Regions from separate parts of the Homo sapiens genome. Here region 2 is linked to region 1. A link is an interaction called in ENCODE POLR2A ChIA-PET data of the cell type or tissue named here. Cell type or tissue: GM12878. All regions are shown on one strand.

Region 1 (8,000 bases):
ACAAATCCTGAGGTACCCTCAGTGGTCCTTCTGGGGGAGTGATGGTGGGATGGTGTCTCCCTCAAGTCCTGCCTCCGACGCTGGGGGAAGCAGGAGTGTGTTTCTTTTCTTTTTCTTCTTCTCTTTTTTTTTGAGACAGAGTTTTGCTCTTGTTGCCCAGGCTGGAGTGCAACGGCGCAATCTTGGCTCACTGCACCCTCCACCTCCCGGGTTCAAGCAGTTTTCCTGCCTCTGTCTCCGAAGTAGCTGGGACTACAGGCATGCACCACCATGCCTGGCTAATTTTGTGTTTTTAGTAGAGATGGGGTTCACCATGTTGGTCAAGCTGGTCTCGAACTCCTGACCTCAGGTGATTCACCCACCTCGGCCCCCCAAAGTGCTGGGATTATAGGTGTGAGCCACTGCGCCCACCGGGAGTGTGTTTCTTATAGAAATTTTGCATAGTATTATTGTTTTTCAAAAAAGCTATGTACAGGCCAGGCACGGTGGCTCACACCTGTAATCCTAGCACTTTGGGAGGCCGAGGCGGGCAGATCATGACGTCCAGGAGATCAAGACCACTGCACTCCAGCCTGGGCGACAGAGCGAGACTCCATCTCAAAAAAAAAAAAAAAAAAAAAAGCTATGTACATATGAATCCTTTGTGATACTTAACAGTAGGTTGGGGGTGGGCTGTTTTTACAAAAGTATCCCAGAGCTGTGAAATGGATGGAAGGAATGATAGACTTAAAGAGTCATCAAGGTAACAGTACAGACAAGGGCCATCAGTAAATGCTAAAAGCCTTGGGTGAAAGGTTTTAGGAAACAGGACCATGCTATTCGCATGGTCTCAAAGTGTAACTCCCCAGCTACTTACTCATTACGAAGGAGAAAGTCACCTTCTCAACAGAGGGACCCATACAGGACAGACTGCCCCAGTGTGTTTCCCGACATGGAACCATGGGAAGCACACACCACCCTGAGGTTGTTTGTGCCAGAAAGCCTAACCGCAACCTTACCATGAGGAAGCAGTTAGACAAATCCAGTTGTCCGATGTCCTCAGGAACATTTTGATGTTCTTAAAAAATGACAGACATCGAAAAACTAAGTAAGTCAATCAAAGGCAGGGGTGTGGTTCCAAACTAAGGAAGTCTACAGAGACACAACGGAGTGCGTGACCTACCATCTGATCCTAGTTTAGGAAAGAAAAACAACTGTAAGAGGCATCTTAAGGCGTGGTGGCTCTTGCCTGTAATCCCAACGCTTTGGGAGGCTGGGATGGGGGGATCGCTTGAGCCCAGGAGTTTAAGACCAGCCTGGGCAGAAAGAGTCTAGATTAGCTGGGTGTGGCGGAACTTACCTCTGGTCGTCCAGCTACTCAGGAGGTCGAGGCCAGAGCATCACTTGAACCCAGGAGGTTGAGGCTGCAGTGAGCAGTGATTGTGCCACTGCACTCCAGCCTGGGCAGCAGAATGAGACCCCATCTTTAAAAAAAAAAAAAAAAAAAAAAAACATCTTAGGTACAGTTGGAGAATTTGAATATGGACTGTTTATTAGAAAATGCTATTCAGCATTAAATTTCTGAGGTGTGATAATGGTGGTGTGGTTATGTAGATCAGTGTCCTTTTACTTAGGAGGTATGTGTTAAAGTATTTAGGGTTAAATTGTCATGATGTTTGCAACCTACTTTCAGATGGTTCAGAAAAATGTGCTTGCATATGTGTGTGTGTGCGTGGGCATGCGTAGATAGAACACAGATGGGCCAAAGACTGGTGGTGGCAGAATCTAGGTAAAGGAGTTACATCTGTATCTCCTTCATCTAGATTGTACTAGTCTTTTAACTTTTCTGTAGGTTTAAATTTTTCTAAATAAAAATTGTAGGGGAAATGATAAGAATTCATTGTTAAAGCCAAACACAAAGAGAAAAGTAAAAATCCCCCTAGATCCCTCTGTCCAGAGATAACCACAGTTGGTGGTTTTGTGAGCCTCTATCATGGTATTGGTTCTCCATCTGCCTATTTAATGTGTTTTGGGTGTCGTTACTCCTCCTTTATTTAACTTTTTTGTTGAAGAAACCAGATCATTTGTCTTTTAGAATACCCTACATTCAGGATTTGGCTAATTGTGTCCTCACGGTGTTCAACATGTTCCTCTTTCCCATACTTCCTGTAAACTAGTAGTTGGATCTAGAGACTTGATTAGATTTAGGTTCTAGGTTTCAGGTTTTATTTTGTTTGGCGAGAATATGTCATAAGTGATACTCTGTGTTTCCTATAGTGACAGCTGTTTATCTTTTTAAATTATGCCAATACACTTCGGTCTGAGTCAAAAGTATCAAAGTTCATTAAAGGAAGTGTAGCTTCCATCTTTATCCTGTCCTTCCTCTTCTTTTCCTCCCCTGGCGATAACTGTTTTTTTAAGCTTTGGGGGTTCTTCCCACCATTATTTCCTACTGAAATATGAGCAAATATGTTTGTATTTTCCCAACTTCTTACACAAGCATACTAGACACACTCAAAATATATCCTAGAGTCTCCATATCCGTATATAGAAATCTTTGTTCTTTTTATAGCTGTATAGTACTCTGTTATATGAGATATTGCTGTATTTTATTGAACCTGTCTTCTGCTGGTTGACAGTTTTTTTCTAGATCTACAAATTATATATAGTGCTGAAATGAATGGCCTCATGCCTATATCATTTTGTATTTTTGTCAGTGTATCTTTTTTTGTGTGGACTTTTAGAAGTGATACTGCTCTGGGTCAAGAGCAAATGCACATGTAATTTTGCTAGATACTACCCAATTCCCTGCCATAGGGATTCCCACCAGCAGCATATGAGGGACATGGGATCATTTTTGATGGTGGAATGCGGTATAATATAATATGGCCTTGAAAAAGCAAAGCAGACCTGGATTCGAGGATTATTTCCACTTCCCAGCTGTGTGTCCCCGAACAAAATACTTTATCTCTCTTAACTTTGGTTTTGTCATCTGTCAGATGGGGGTAATAGTTGTTTTGAGGATTAGTCAAGATAACGCAGGTAAAGGTCTCAGCGCAGTGTGTGGTGGGTAGTAAGTGTTCAGTAAATGTTGGCTGGGACACTCTTGTTACGACTGTTATTCTTGAAGAATGAATGCTGAGTACAGATGTATGCTAAAGTCAGGGAAATTCCCACTTTCTGGTCTGCTAGAATGGTGAGAGACTAGAGAGAGTAGAGAATTTTTGCTCTTTGGGTGGTGACTAGTTGAAAAGATACATAAAATTAAAAAATAAATCTCCATTGCTTTTATAGTTTTTCAGCTATCTAGCTAAATCTTTGAAGCGATTAATGGGCTTGGCCTGTATTCTAATCCAGCTACCTGAAGAGATGGGGGTAGGGGGTTACTAGATCCTTGCTGCTCTCTGAGGCCAGAAAGCAAAATCCTAAGTAAATACTTTGCACTTCACTCCCACAGCGAATGCCTTGAGGGGAGATGTTCCAGAACACACCTCAAGGCCAGCTTGTTAGGCGTTGCTCATGGTTGTGGGCGGGGGGTGATAATCCATGAATGTGTTCCTCAAGTGGTTTTTCAGATAAAATGTAAATCAATAAAACATGCTAGAAGAGTTCAGAGTTCTTTACATTACACAACTGATAATTACTGTTTAAGTTCCTAGGCTAACCTGTGGATTCTTTTAGCAAAGGGTGTTGTGACTCCCTCATCAATGGGTTCTGTAGAATTTGCCCCTAAATCAGAATTTTTAACCACAAGAGGACTGCAGTAGGTCCCTGAGCCCCCTGAAGTTGTATGCAGGACTGTGTGTGTGTGTGTGTGTGTGTGTGTGTGTGTGTGTGTGTGTGTGTGTGTGTGTGTACACGTACTGGGCATATACGTGTATGCCCGAATGTGCATGTACTGTGGGCGGGTGAACTCTCAGAGTTTGCATTAAATTATCAAACATATCCAGGACCCCAGAAAGGTTCAGAAACTCAGTGTTAAACCATATTCTTTTCTTTGTTAAAGGATGTTGCAGCTCGGGGCTTAGATCTCCCTCAAGTCACGTGGATTGTTCAGGTAATTTTTTAGTTGTTAAGGTGTAAGCTTTAGGCAGGAATATATGATCATGAGTAGATGCATTGGCTTTAAGTAGAATAATTATTATTATCCTCTTGGGTGTTGCCCTGGTAACCAGGCAGCAAACCAGCCTTATCTGTTCAATTCCCCTGACATCTTTCCTTAACCCAGCCCACCTCACCACTGCAGCAAAACAGCCAGAATGTGCGTTCACGAGAGGGAGGTGGCAGGCTCTCCTGCTTCTAGACTAATTCGTGTCACAAACCAAAATTTCAACAACCTGAAAATAATGGGAATTACCTCGGTCCCTGGGAGGCCTCATTGTGTCCAGAAGGAGATGGCTCAGCTGTCCGAGAGCCGTGTCCGTGTACGTTGACCTGCAGGGAGCAATTAAGTTCCTGACAGCATCTTACACATACCTCTAGCCTTAGACGCTTTGCCAGAGGGTACAGGTGTTAGCACTAGAGTCTGGTGGTTTTAGTTTTGTTTTTTCTTTTCATTAGTCTACAGAATGGTATTTTTAAGCCCTTTTGTGTCGGGGCTGGGGGACATGCCCTGTTGACGTGAGTCATGGTTTATTCACATTTTAGTGGGATTGCATGCCTGTCACTGGCCAGGATGTCTGATCTGCTCACTGCAGATGATCACTTTAGAACTGGAGGCATTGTGTCTTCTTTCCTGCTGGCCACAGAGTGAACTGAAGATAAGGCAATGACAATTTTAATGTATGGGAGGCCAGACATACAGAATTGATCATTTAGAGCTTATATTGTGAATATTGATTCATTTAATATGCCTAGCCTCCCATACATTATATTGACCTTGGCCCTCATCTCTCTGATATGTGTAGCATCAAAGGGAAAACATAGGGAAGAATGAGTGGATGGTCAATTAGCTTTAATGATGACAAAGTTATTGCCAAAGAAAACATACAATGCTTTGCATTATCCATTGTAATGAGTGATAGAGTCTGCTCTTTTCTCTGAGTTGGCAGTGCTCTCCGTGCAAGCAGAAGCATGTCCCTACCTGCAGGGAACCTGCCCCTCACCTGCCCGCATTCTGTAGAATGGCCGTCATTCTGAAGGACTGAGTGGGGCTGCTGCAGGCTGGTGGGGACCAGCTCCTGGGGCCTGCTCCTGGTGGCCTGGCATCAGAGGTAGACCCTGCCCACAGAGCAGGGAGCCCCTTCATCCTTACACCCTCCAGTGTCCTCTGGACACCTCACCCTGTGGCCTTGTCTACCAAGGAAGTAGGCCAAGGTCATGTGGTCATCCTGGAGAAATTTACCCCCACCTGCCTACATTTTCACCTCATCCAGTCACCACAGTGAAAAGATGCAAATAAGAAAATGAAGAGACCTGTGGAGAAGTAAAATTAAAAAGGAGATACTGGGATGAGAAGACGTCTCGTTTATCGGAAACTTGGCCACTGTTCACATTTGCTTGTCGGAGCCTTGTTATTTCCAATGAAGCCAGGAGTTTCAGGGTTGGGTGACTTCTCCTTGTGATTGTGTTAGGGTAACCATAGCACCAGGATTTAATTCTTGGGATACCTGGAGGCAGGTGAGGAGTATTGCACTTCCAATTAATGGCAGTCCCTTGATCTATGAATGCCTTCATTTTTGTTACCCTTTTTAGTACAACGCTCCATCTTCACCTGCAGAATACATCCACCGGATTGGAAGAACCGCCCGGATTGGCTGCCATGGGAGCAGCCTGCTCATTTTGGCTCCTTCGGAGGCAGAATATGTCAACTCGTTGGCTTCTCACAAAATCAAGTGAGTCAGAAACCTGAATGGGGTTTCGGCTGGTCTCACCTAATTAACTTTCTGTCGCTTTTTACAGTGAATGGGCCTTGTAAGCTGACGAAGAGCCATTAACCCTTGTGATCCCTAAATGAGTCCCAGAATAGCCAGTGGCAAAAACTAAAACCTTTAATATCCTCAGCACATGACAGTTTTCATTGCGTTGCCAGACTAAGTCATAGGACGATGTGTTGTACTTGGTTTTCTTTTAGAGAGCTGCGTTTCGTTTCTCCTGCTGCAAGATAAGTGTGCACCATCTTCGCAGCTTCTGAAAGGACTCTTATTCACAACTTTTATTTCTTGCAATTAATGGTTTGTATCTTCAAAGTTGATTTGTCTTTTAAAGAAATAATGCTTTTTACTCATCACACAATTTCCCTCCCCCAGGAAGATGAACCCAGGGGAAATGATTTTGAGGCAGTTGAAATCCACACTACACTCACAGCCAGGACATTCAGCTGCCATCTTGTGTGTCACAGTTCAGCACCTCATACCTCTGCGTAAAGCCCTGGATTCTAGACTTGGTGTGCCATGAGCACACAGCCCAGCTCGCTGTAAATGGGATAGTCTTATTTCTTTTTCCTTGCCCAGCCCTGTGTTTTATGTAAAACATCAAATAAAACTGCAACACTTTTCTCCCCTAAAGTACAGTGCTAGAAAAAAGCACTACGTTCTTCATTGGAATGAAAACATCCTAGCAGGCAGCCTGGGGGCCTGTTGTGGGGTGCAGCCCACTCAGTTGCAGGAGCCGTGTGTGGCTGTCCCCACCACACCTGCCCCGTCTCCCATCCGCAGAACTCTGCCTCTCATGCTAGTAAGACTTTTCAAAACTCTTTCAAGGTTGTTAGTGTGAACACTTACGGACTGAGGCTCATTCAGAAAACATGCTGTGTGTCCTTCAGTGTTGGGGGAGGCAGGAAACTACTCCTGGTTGTAATGTCAGGGGGCCAAAATAATAGTTTGGGTTTTCCTTTCTTCAGTGTGTTCTTTATCTTAACACAATCTGTCAGTTGAAAGAGTGGTTTTTATTTGTTAAGGAAGATGTGCATATTGTATCTTATTAGTGAAAGAAGTCTCATATAGATCAGTCAGTCACTTTTCACCCAGCGCTGCTTCTCCGGCTGAGTTCTGAGCTCCCTCAGCTGGAGGCTGGCTGGCCTCTCTTTGCTGCCCTTTCAGCATCGAGGCTGACACCCACCAGGGCGGGTGTACCAGGAACCCTGGGGAAGGTAAAATGCAAGCCCGCTGGCGCAGCCAGTTTCCTTTTCCTCCCTGACCCTGTTCTCACAGGCTGGGAGCCCGTCATAATGCTGCTGGTGGCTGCTTTTCTCTGTCATAGGAATTTGTGTACATGCAGAAAGCATCTTCAGAATTTTGTGTTGTAACCCCACAATAGAAAATGTAGTCACCACACCATAACAGCCTGTCAGTCGCTTCACACTTCTTTTCCTCTTCCTTCCATTCTAGAGCTACAAATTCCATTTTCCCATTCCTTCCTGGCCGCAGCTCTCTGGATGTTCCCCCATGCTCGTTCACTTTAACATGACCTCTTCCTAAGAAAAATGAGTGACAGCAGTTGCAGAGCCCAATGATAATTGTCTAATGCCAGAGTTAACAGCAGAGGTGCCTCTCTCTGCTCTCTTCATTTTTCTCTAATAACACATTCAAGTAGATTGCTATGAAGGGCTCAGATATAAAGCTAAAATTGAGAAGGGAAAACAGTGATTAGCAAAGGCACGAAGTATTAGGGAGTCAGGTATATTTTAAAGACATAACAAATACCATCATCTGCTGTGATGATCTTGTCTGGAAAAAATAGTGTGCCCGCATTTACGTGACTCCCTTTTTAATCCCGCATTAGAAAGGAGACAACTCAGTGATAACGCCACCTCTTCTGAAAGGAGGAAGTAGGTCTTTTGGGGAGGAACTCTGCAGGGTGGTGGAAGAGCATTTGCGTGAGGAGGGAGGGTCCTTGCATGAGCCCCACTTCACTGGCGTCGGCTCTGAAAACTCACTTGTGAGGGGCCTGGGCCTGGACTGCTGCTGCCTCGTGGGTGCACTGTAATCAACTTAAACAGACATCAGAATCTGGGTTATTACGTTGCAGTCATGCATTGTTCTTCCCAATTTCTGTTTGAGGAAAGGCCCTACATTGGCTGT
Region 2 (8,000 bases), 140 kb before region 1:
GATGGGATCCCGCTGATGTTGTAAAAAGATACCTAGTGGGTGGAGAAAGGGCTGTAGGCAGGGGGACAAGGTAGCAGCTGGGAGGCCAGGTATAGGGCTGTTGGCAGTAATCCAGGTGAGAGGTGCCAGAGGCCTGGACCAGGGTGGTAGCTGTGGAGGTGGTGAGAAGTCTTTTGAAGGTAGAATTGGTACCATTGATTTGCTATCACACTGGATGTAGGACATGTGAGAGAGAGAGGCGTTGCAGAGAGCTCAGGTGCTTGCTGGGGCAGCAGGAAGAATGGACTGGCCTTGTGATGACCAGAGGAGGAGGCTGGAGGAATGGGGTTGAGGAGGGACCACTAGCTCAGTTTTGGGCATGATAAGCTTGAGATGCCTCTTAGAAATCTACTGGTTTGCTGGGGCTGCCACAGCAATGTACCATAGATGAGGTATCTTAACAGAAGTTTATTTCTTCAGAGTCCTGGAGGCTGGAAGCCCAAGATCAAGGTGCCAGCAGGTTTGGTTTCTTCTGAGGCCTCTCACTGCATCCTCACATGGCACGTGTGCCCTGGGTGCCTCTCTGCGTGTCCACATTTCCTCCTCTTAGAAGGACTCCAGTCAGATTGGATTGGGGCCCACCTTTTAGGGCCCTTTTAACTTAACCACCTCTTTAAAGGCCCTGTGTTCAAATACAGTCACCTTCTGAGGTTCTGGGGGTGAGGGCTTCACAGGTGAATTTTGTGGAACACAATTCAACCCTAACAACATCTGCAGCGGGCTATGAGTCTGGTAGTTCAGGAAGAAAAATTTGGGAATCACCAGAGTCTAACACCCAGTGAGCTCTCAAAGAGCAACTCCTCTCATTGATGGTGGTGGCAGGAGCATTCTGGGGTGATATGGTTTGGCTGTGTCCCCACCCAAATCTCATCTTGAATTCCCACGTGTTGTGGGAGGGACCTGGTGGGAGGTAATTGAATCATGGGGGCAGGTCCTTCCCATGCTGTTGTTGTGATAGTGAATAAGTCTCATGAGATCTGATGGTTTTTTTAAGGGGGAGTTCCCCTGCACAAGTTCTCTCGCTTTGCCTGCTGCCATCCATATAAGATGTGACTTGCTCCTCCTTGCCTTACGCCATGATTGTGAGGCCTCCCCAGCCATGTGGAACTGTCAGTCCATTAATCCTCTTTCCTGTATAAATTACCCAGTCTCAGGTGTGTTTTTATTAGCAGCGTGAAAACAGACTGATACACAGGCTCTGAAAGGAAGCTCCGTCCTAGCCTTTCCCCTCTGGTGACCTCACACCACACGACGCTGCTTGTCAATGGCCCTGGCCATTCATAATGGAGCCACACCGCCATAACAAGGTGGGAGCCTTGAGCCTTTTGAAGGGAATTGCAGTCAGAACATGCTAGATGGATGGAGACCCAGTACTCTCCAGCTTACCTTCATTCTGCCTTCACATTTCAATCAAGTGACACCTTGGGGTTTGTTTCTTTACAAGAGGCGCCCTTTCAGTCCATGAAGGACCCCTTAATGGCCTTATTGAGAGCCTGTGGTAGGGGCTTAAGCATATAAAGATGGAGGATTGTACGATCCAGGGAAGGCGACACATTTTCATAAACAGAATCTCGTAAAAACATCCAGAGAGGGCTGCCATGTGCATGATTCCTGGCCCGTTCTGTTGACAGGGACATAATTCTCACAGTGTAAGCCTGACCACCATCTGCCATAGCACTTTCCTCCATAGTCTCTTGTCTCCTGTGGGCAGGAGGGCCAGGCCCTGGGCTGTGCACCTGGCCTACCTCTTCCCTCCTAGTCCTTCCAGCAAGACCAGGAAAGGGTGCATCACCCGAACCTTTCAGCTGAGGAAACTGAGGCTCCAAGAGGCTGAGTGTCTTGCCCTCATCACACAGCACATCATGGCAGTGGAGACGGACTCGGACTGAGACGGAGTCCCTGGACTCCTGTGCTCTGAGCCGCTGAGCGCAGAGTCTTCAGGTCACCCTGGCACTAAGTCCACACCTGCCCTGCTGGCTTCCCAGAGGCCTCCTGAGGCCCCCTGCTCAGCCAGACCCTCCCATCTCCTGTGCTGCGTTTGCCGAGGCCACCAGCTGCTCCCTCCCCACTGAGATGAGATGGGGGAAGCATCTCCCTGACTGGGGAGGCCCACACCGCTGGGCCTGAGAGAAGGTGTAACCCCATGCCAGGGGGTCTGCCGTGCACTCAGCAGCTGCTTCCAGAGCCCACTGGGTTCCTGGATCCAGGGGAGGGGGAATGGGGGTCAACAGGGAGCAAGACCGCCCCACACTGCGCCCCAGGGCTCCCCTTGAAGGGGCCGACCCATCCCGCTCTTCCCTGCCTTGTCCCGGTCTCGATCTCGGCCCAGCCCGCTGCCCACCGCGCTGCCCCAGGTCTCTGTTGAAATGGGACCGGCTTCCCAGCCAATTCAATCCCGGAAGTCACCACTGACCCTCACGCGGGCTGCTCAGGTTACAGCCAGGGGCAGGGCGCGCGTGCAGGGCGAGGGGCATCCCCCGCGCTCCCAGCCCGCTCCTCCACAGGGTGTCCCCTCGCCCCTGCCCCACCCCCTACCCCAGCCAGCGTTCTGGGCTCTTTATTCATTCCGAGATTCATAGCCATGAAAGTCAAACCCAGAGGCCCCTGGACGCCATCGAGCGCGGTCCTCATGGCACTGAGGAAGCAGCAGAGGCCCAGGGAAGCTGAGCGCGCCGAGGGGTGGCCCTTGGCGCGGGGCTGGGCCTCCGGGCCCGGGCTGGCGGGGCTGCTGTTTGTTTCCGCTTTCACTTTTAAATGCCACGTTGTCTGCATCCCAGGACCCAGGCAAGGGGCACGAGTGTGACCCCCCCAGGCCTTCCCCTGGTTCCGTTTCCCTCCCTAGCCCGGTCCCCACGATGGGTGGGGACAGTGGGCTGTGACAATGGATCGCGACTGCTGTTTTTACCTGGCGGACGATGCGCCCGAATTCGCTTTAACCAGATGCCCCTCTTCGCCTGGAGCCCTGGGAGCAGTCCCCCTCTCCGCTCAACAATAATTAGCCTTGTAAGACTAATGGAGGAAATCGTGTCTAATTACCCTGTTGAAGACCCAATTATGCGATTAACATTCGTGGCTATAAGCTAATGATGAGAAGAGCCTCTCATTTGCATAGCATTAAGTTAATTGCTGGCAAGCGGAGGGGCGGACAAGGCGGTGATGGCAGGATTCTCTTTCTGAAAGGATACTAATGACCAGAGAGGACGAGCCACCTGACAGCTTTATTAATTAACAGCGATCTGATTACCTACCAGGAATGGCAAGTGGCCTCGCTGAAAGTCTCGGCTCTTTGAGAAATGAGAGATGGGAGCCCTCACTGCCGATGTTTCTTCCACACGCTTTGCTGGGTTAGAGGCAAGCTCATGACCGCCTTGAAAAGCCATTTTAGACAAATCTTCCTTTGCATTCTTGCTGGAGCCCTTCTCTTATGCCCTTCCTTGGACATTTGCTCTTTCACTCCCTCCCCCATGCACTCACCCCACCCATAGTGACTGCGCTCCTCCTGCCTGCGACGCTGGCAACAGGCAGCACAGTCTAAGGTCCCTCCCGGGAAAGTGTTCAGAGAGGGTTCCATTCTGGGAGAGGCCCCCACTTTCCCCAGAGGTTTCAGATTCGAGTCAACCTTGCTGCTGGCAAATGTCAGCAGAGAATTTCAGAGCTTGAAGAATCCTTAGAGAGCATCAGTTCGAGTCTCTTACCCGGAAAAAACTGGGGGGCCCGGAGAGGCTAAGGGTCTGGAGCTCAAGATGCCCGCCAGGCAGTGGCAGGGCAGGGTGGTGCCTGGACTGTGCAGGACGGCTCTGTCTCTTCAGCCTCTCTGTCATCCCCGTCAGGCCCACTGTATTTGGAGATTTCGACGTTGCCTTGGGAACCCCTGCCCCTCCCCACAGTGCCCGCCCAGCCCCCTCCCATTTCCCCTCCTAGCACTTACTTGCCCCTGGCCCTCCTCCCAGCCTGTTTCCCCCCATGCGGGCAGGAACTGTATTGCACTCACTCTAATAAATAGATGATTGGACCAATTAAGGAAGCCTTGCAGTGGTGTGGCTGGGACTCATCTTCCAGTGGGTTTTAAAACATGGAGATTTTTAACGACAAATAAAATCTTGCATATATCCTTCTGTAACTTGCTTTTTCACTTAATAAAATATTATGGACATCTTTCCCTATCACTGCATAAAGATACAGCTCACTAGGTGTTTGCATAGCATGAGACTGTCCAGATGTATTATAATGTATTTAAATACCCTCTGTTAGCAGACATGTGTTTCCTGTTTTTTCTATTACAATGCAACAACTAGCATTCATATATATACACACACATATGCATTTGTATTTGTTTTTGCATATGTTTTGATCATTTCCTTGGGGAAAATTCATAGAAATGGAATTGCTGATCCAAAAGGCATAAACAATTAAAAAGTTGGCCGGCACGGTGGCTCACGCCTGTAATCCCAGCACTTGGGGAGGCTGAGGTGGGCAGATCACCTGAGGTCAGTAGTTTGAGATCAGCCTGACAAACATGGAGAAACCCCGTCTCTACTAAAAATACAAAATTAGCTGGGCATGGTGGCGCATGCCTGTAATCCCAGCTACTTGGGAGACTGAGGCAGGAGCATCACTTGAACCCAGGAGGCGGAGGTTGCAATGAGCTGAGATGGCGCCATTGCACTTCAGCCTGGGCAACAAGAGCGAAACTCCGTCTCAAAAAAAAAAAAAAATTAAAAAGTTAATGATTTTGATTTTTTATTGGTAGATAATAATGGTACATATTCATGAGGGTACATGTGATATTTCGGTACATGCATATAACGTGCGATGATCATGTTAGGATATTTAAGATGTCCGTCACCTTAAACATCTATCATTTCTTTATTTTGGGAACATTTCAAATCTCTTCTGGCTATTTTGAAATATGCAATAAATTATTGTTAACCATAGTCCCCCTACTGTGCTATCAAACACTGGAACTTATTCCTTCTATCTAACTGTATTTTCTTGCCCAGTAACCAACCTCTCTTCACCTCCCCTGGCCCCTCCCAGCCTCTGGTAACCATCATTCCACTCTCTACCTCCATGAGATCAACTTTTTTAGCTCCCACATATGAGTGAGAACATGCCATATTTTTCTTTCTGTGCCTGGCTTATTTCACTTACCATAATGACCTCTGGTTTCATCTGTGTTACTGTAAATGACAGAATTTCATTCTTTTTATGGCTGAATAGTACTTCATTGTGTATATATACCACATTTTCTTTATCCATTAATTCGTGGATGGACACTTAGGTTGATTCCATATCTTGGCTATTGTGAGTAGTGCTGCAGTAAACATGGGCATGCAGATATCTCTTAGATATACTAAGTTTCTTTCTTTTTGATACACATCCCACAGTGGAATTGTGGGATCACATGACAGATCTATTTTTAGTTTTTGCAGAACCTCCATACTGTTTTCCGAAGTAGCTGCACTAATTTACAGCCCCGCTAACAAAGTACTAGCATTCCACTTTCTCCACATCTTCACCAGCATCTTTTTTTTTTCAATTTTTGCTAATAGCTATTTTAACTGGGGTGAGATGATATCTAATTGTGGTTTTAATTTGCATTTCCATGATATTTGTGATGTTGAACATTTATTTTCATATGCCTGTTGGCCATTCGTATATCTTCTTTTGAGAAATGTTTATTCAGATCATTTGCCCATTTTTTAATTGGCTTTGCTATTGAGTTCCTGTGTATTCTGACTGCTAATCTCTGTCTGGATGGATAGTTTACAAATACTTCCTTTGATTCCATAGGTTGTCTCTTCACTCTGTTGTTTCCTTCGCTATGCAGAAGCTTTTTAGCTTGATGTAAGCCCCATTTGTCTATTTTTGTTTTTGTTGCCTGTCCTTTAAGCTCTTACCAAAAAAATATTTGCCCAGACCAATGTCCTGAAGTGTTTCCTCATGTTTTCTTTTAGTAGTTTTATAGGTTTGGGCCTTTTGTTTAAGTCTTCAATCTATTTTGATTTGATTTTTGTCTATGAGGAGAGATAGAGATCTAGTTTCATTTTTCTGCATGCAGATATATCCAGTTTTCCCAGCTCCATTTATTGAAGAGACTGCCCCTTCTCCACTGAATGTTCTTAGCACCTTTGTCAAAAGTCAGTGGCTATAAATACATGGACTTATTTATGGATTTCTATTCTGTTCCACTGGTCTATGTGTCTGTTTTTATGACAGTACCATACTATTTTGGTTACTATAGCTTTGTAGTATATTTGATGCCTCCAGCTTTGTTCTTTTTGCTCAAAATTGTTTTGGCTATTTGGAATGTTCCATAGTTCATATAAATTTTAAGTTTTTTTTTTCTATTTCTGTGAAGAATTTCATTGGTATTTTGATAGGGATTATGTTGAATCTGTAGATTGCTTTTGGTAGTATGGTCACTTTCACAATATTAATTCTTCCAATCCATGAACATGGAATGTCTTTCCAATTTTTGTGTGTATGACCTCTTTAATTTCTTTCACCAGTGTTTTATAGCTTTCCTTGTAGAGACCTTTTACTTCCTTGGTTAAATTTATTCTTAGGAGGTCAGGCACAGTGGATCACACCTGTAATTCCAACATTTTGGGAGGCCAAGGCAGGAGGATTGCTTGAGCCCAGGAGTTTGAGACCAGTCTGGGCAACACAGAGAGACCTCATCTCCACTAAAAATAAAAATAAATCAGCCAGGCATGTTGGAGCACATTTGTTGTTCCAGCTACTCAGGAGGCTGAGGTGGGAGGATTGCTTGAACCTGGGAGGTTAAGACTGCAGTTTGCCATGATCACACCACTGCACTCCAGCTTCAGCAACAGAGCAAGATCCTGTCTCAAAAAGAAAATTTATTCTTAGGTATTGTTTTGTAACAATGGTAATTGGGATTGCTTTCTTGATTTCTTTTTCCACCAGTTTATTCTTGGTGTATAGAAATGCTACTAATTTTTTGTATGTTAATTTTGTCTTTTGCAACTTTATTAAATGTGTTTATCAGTTCAAAGAGTTTTTTGGTAGAGCATTTTAGGGTTTCCTATATGCAAAATCATGCTATCTGCAAACAGGGATAATTTGACTTCCTCCTTTCCAATTTGGATGACCTTTATTTCTTTTTTGTGTCTAATTGCTCTGGCAAGGACTTACAGTAATGTATTGAATAAGAGCGATGAGAGTGGGCATACTTGTTTTATTCCAGTTATTAGAGGAAAAGCTTTCAACTTTTTCCTATTCAGTATAAAGTTAGATATCGGTTTGCCATATATATGAGCTTTATTGTGTTAAGGTATATACTCCTTCTATACATTGTTCGTTGAGGGTTTTGTTGTTGTTGTTTTGCTTGTTTATTTTAGAGACAGGGTCTCATCTTGCTATGTTGGCCATGCTGGTCTTGAACTCCAGGGCTCAAGTGATCCTCCCACCTCAGCCTCCCGAGTAGCTGGGGCTACAGGTGTGCACCACTGTCCCCAGCTTGTTAAGGGTTTTTATCAAGAAGGGATGTTGAATTTTATCAAATGATTTTTCTGCATCTATTAAGATGATCGTGTGGTTTCTGTCTTTCATTCTGTTGGTGTGATCTATTGCATTTATTGATTTGCATATATCGAACCATCTTTGCATCCCTGAGATGCACCACATGATTATGGTGAATTCTCTTTTTTTTTTTTTTTTTTTTTTGAAATGGAGTCTCGCTCTGTTGCCCAGGCTGGAATGCAGTGGCATGATCTTGGCTCACTACAACCTCCGCCCCCTGGGCTCAAGCAACTCTCCCGCCTCAGCCTCCCGAGTAGCTGGGACTACAAGTGCGTGCCACCACGCCCAGCTAATTTTTTGCATTTTAGTAGAGATGCGGTTTCACCGTGTTGCCCAGGCTGGTCTCAAACTCCTGAACTCAGGCAATCTGCCCGCCTTGGCCTCCCAAAGTGCTGGGATTACAGACGTGAGCC

What was found. Peaks named below come from ENCODE experiments on the same cell type or tissue, not always from the same donor. Only the 100,000 strongest peaks of a DNase experiment are listed, where the experiment ranks them.
Region 2: POLR2A ChIA-PET joins it to region 1 with 5 read pairs; 4 of 35 experiments call an interaction of 5 or more read pairs at or near these places.

Annotation. Positions count from the first base shown.
Region 1 is chr9:132,628,077-132,636,076 of GRCh38, reverse strand. It overlaps DDX31 (DEAD-box helicase 31), which reads left to right. Exons shown (of 20, transcript NM_022779.9): 15 at 3,986-4,036; 16 at 5,674-5,813. Among named protein-coding and RNA genes, the nearest start is that of DDX31, 38 kb to the left of the region's middle. In GM12878, no CTCF peak of the experiment used is centred here; no DNase peak of the experiment used is centred here.
Region 2 is chr9:132,765,024-132,773,023 of GRCh38, reverse strand. The region is part of intron 11 of AK8 (adenylate kinase 8); the gene reads left to right. Among named protein-coding and RNA genes, the nearest start is that of GTF3C4, 99 kb to the right of the region's middle. RefSeq lists a silencer at 2,423-2,722 and enhancers at 2,588-2,882, 2,993-3,052. In GM12878, a CTCF peak has its summit at 4,003; DNase peaks (open chromatin) are centred at 2,777, 3,473 and 3,973; H3K4me3 peaks cover 1,914 bases; H3K27ac peaks cover 1,086 bases.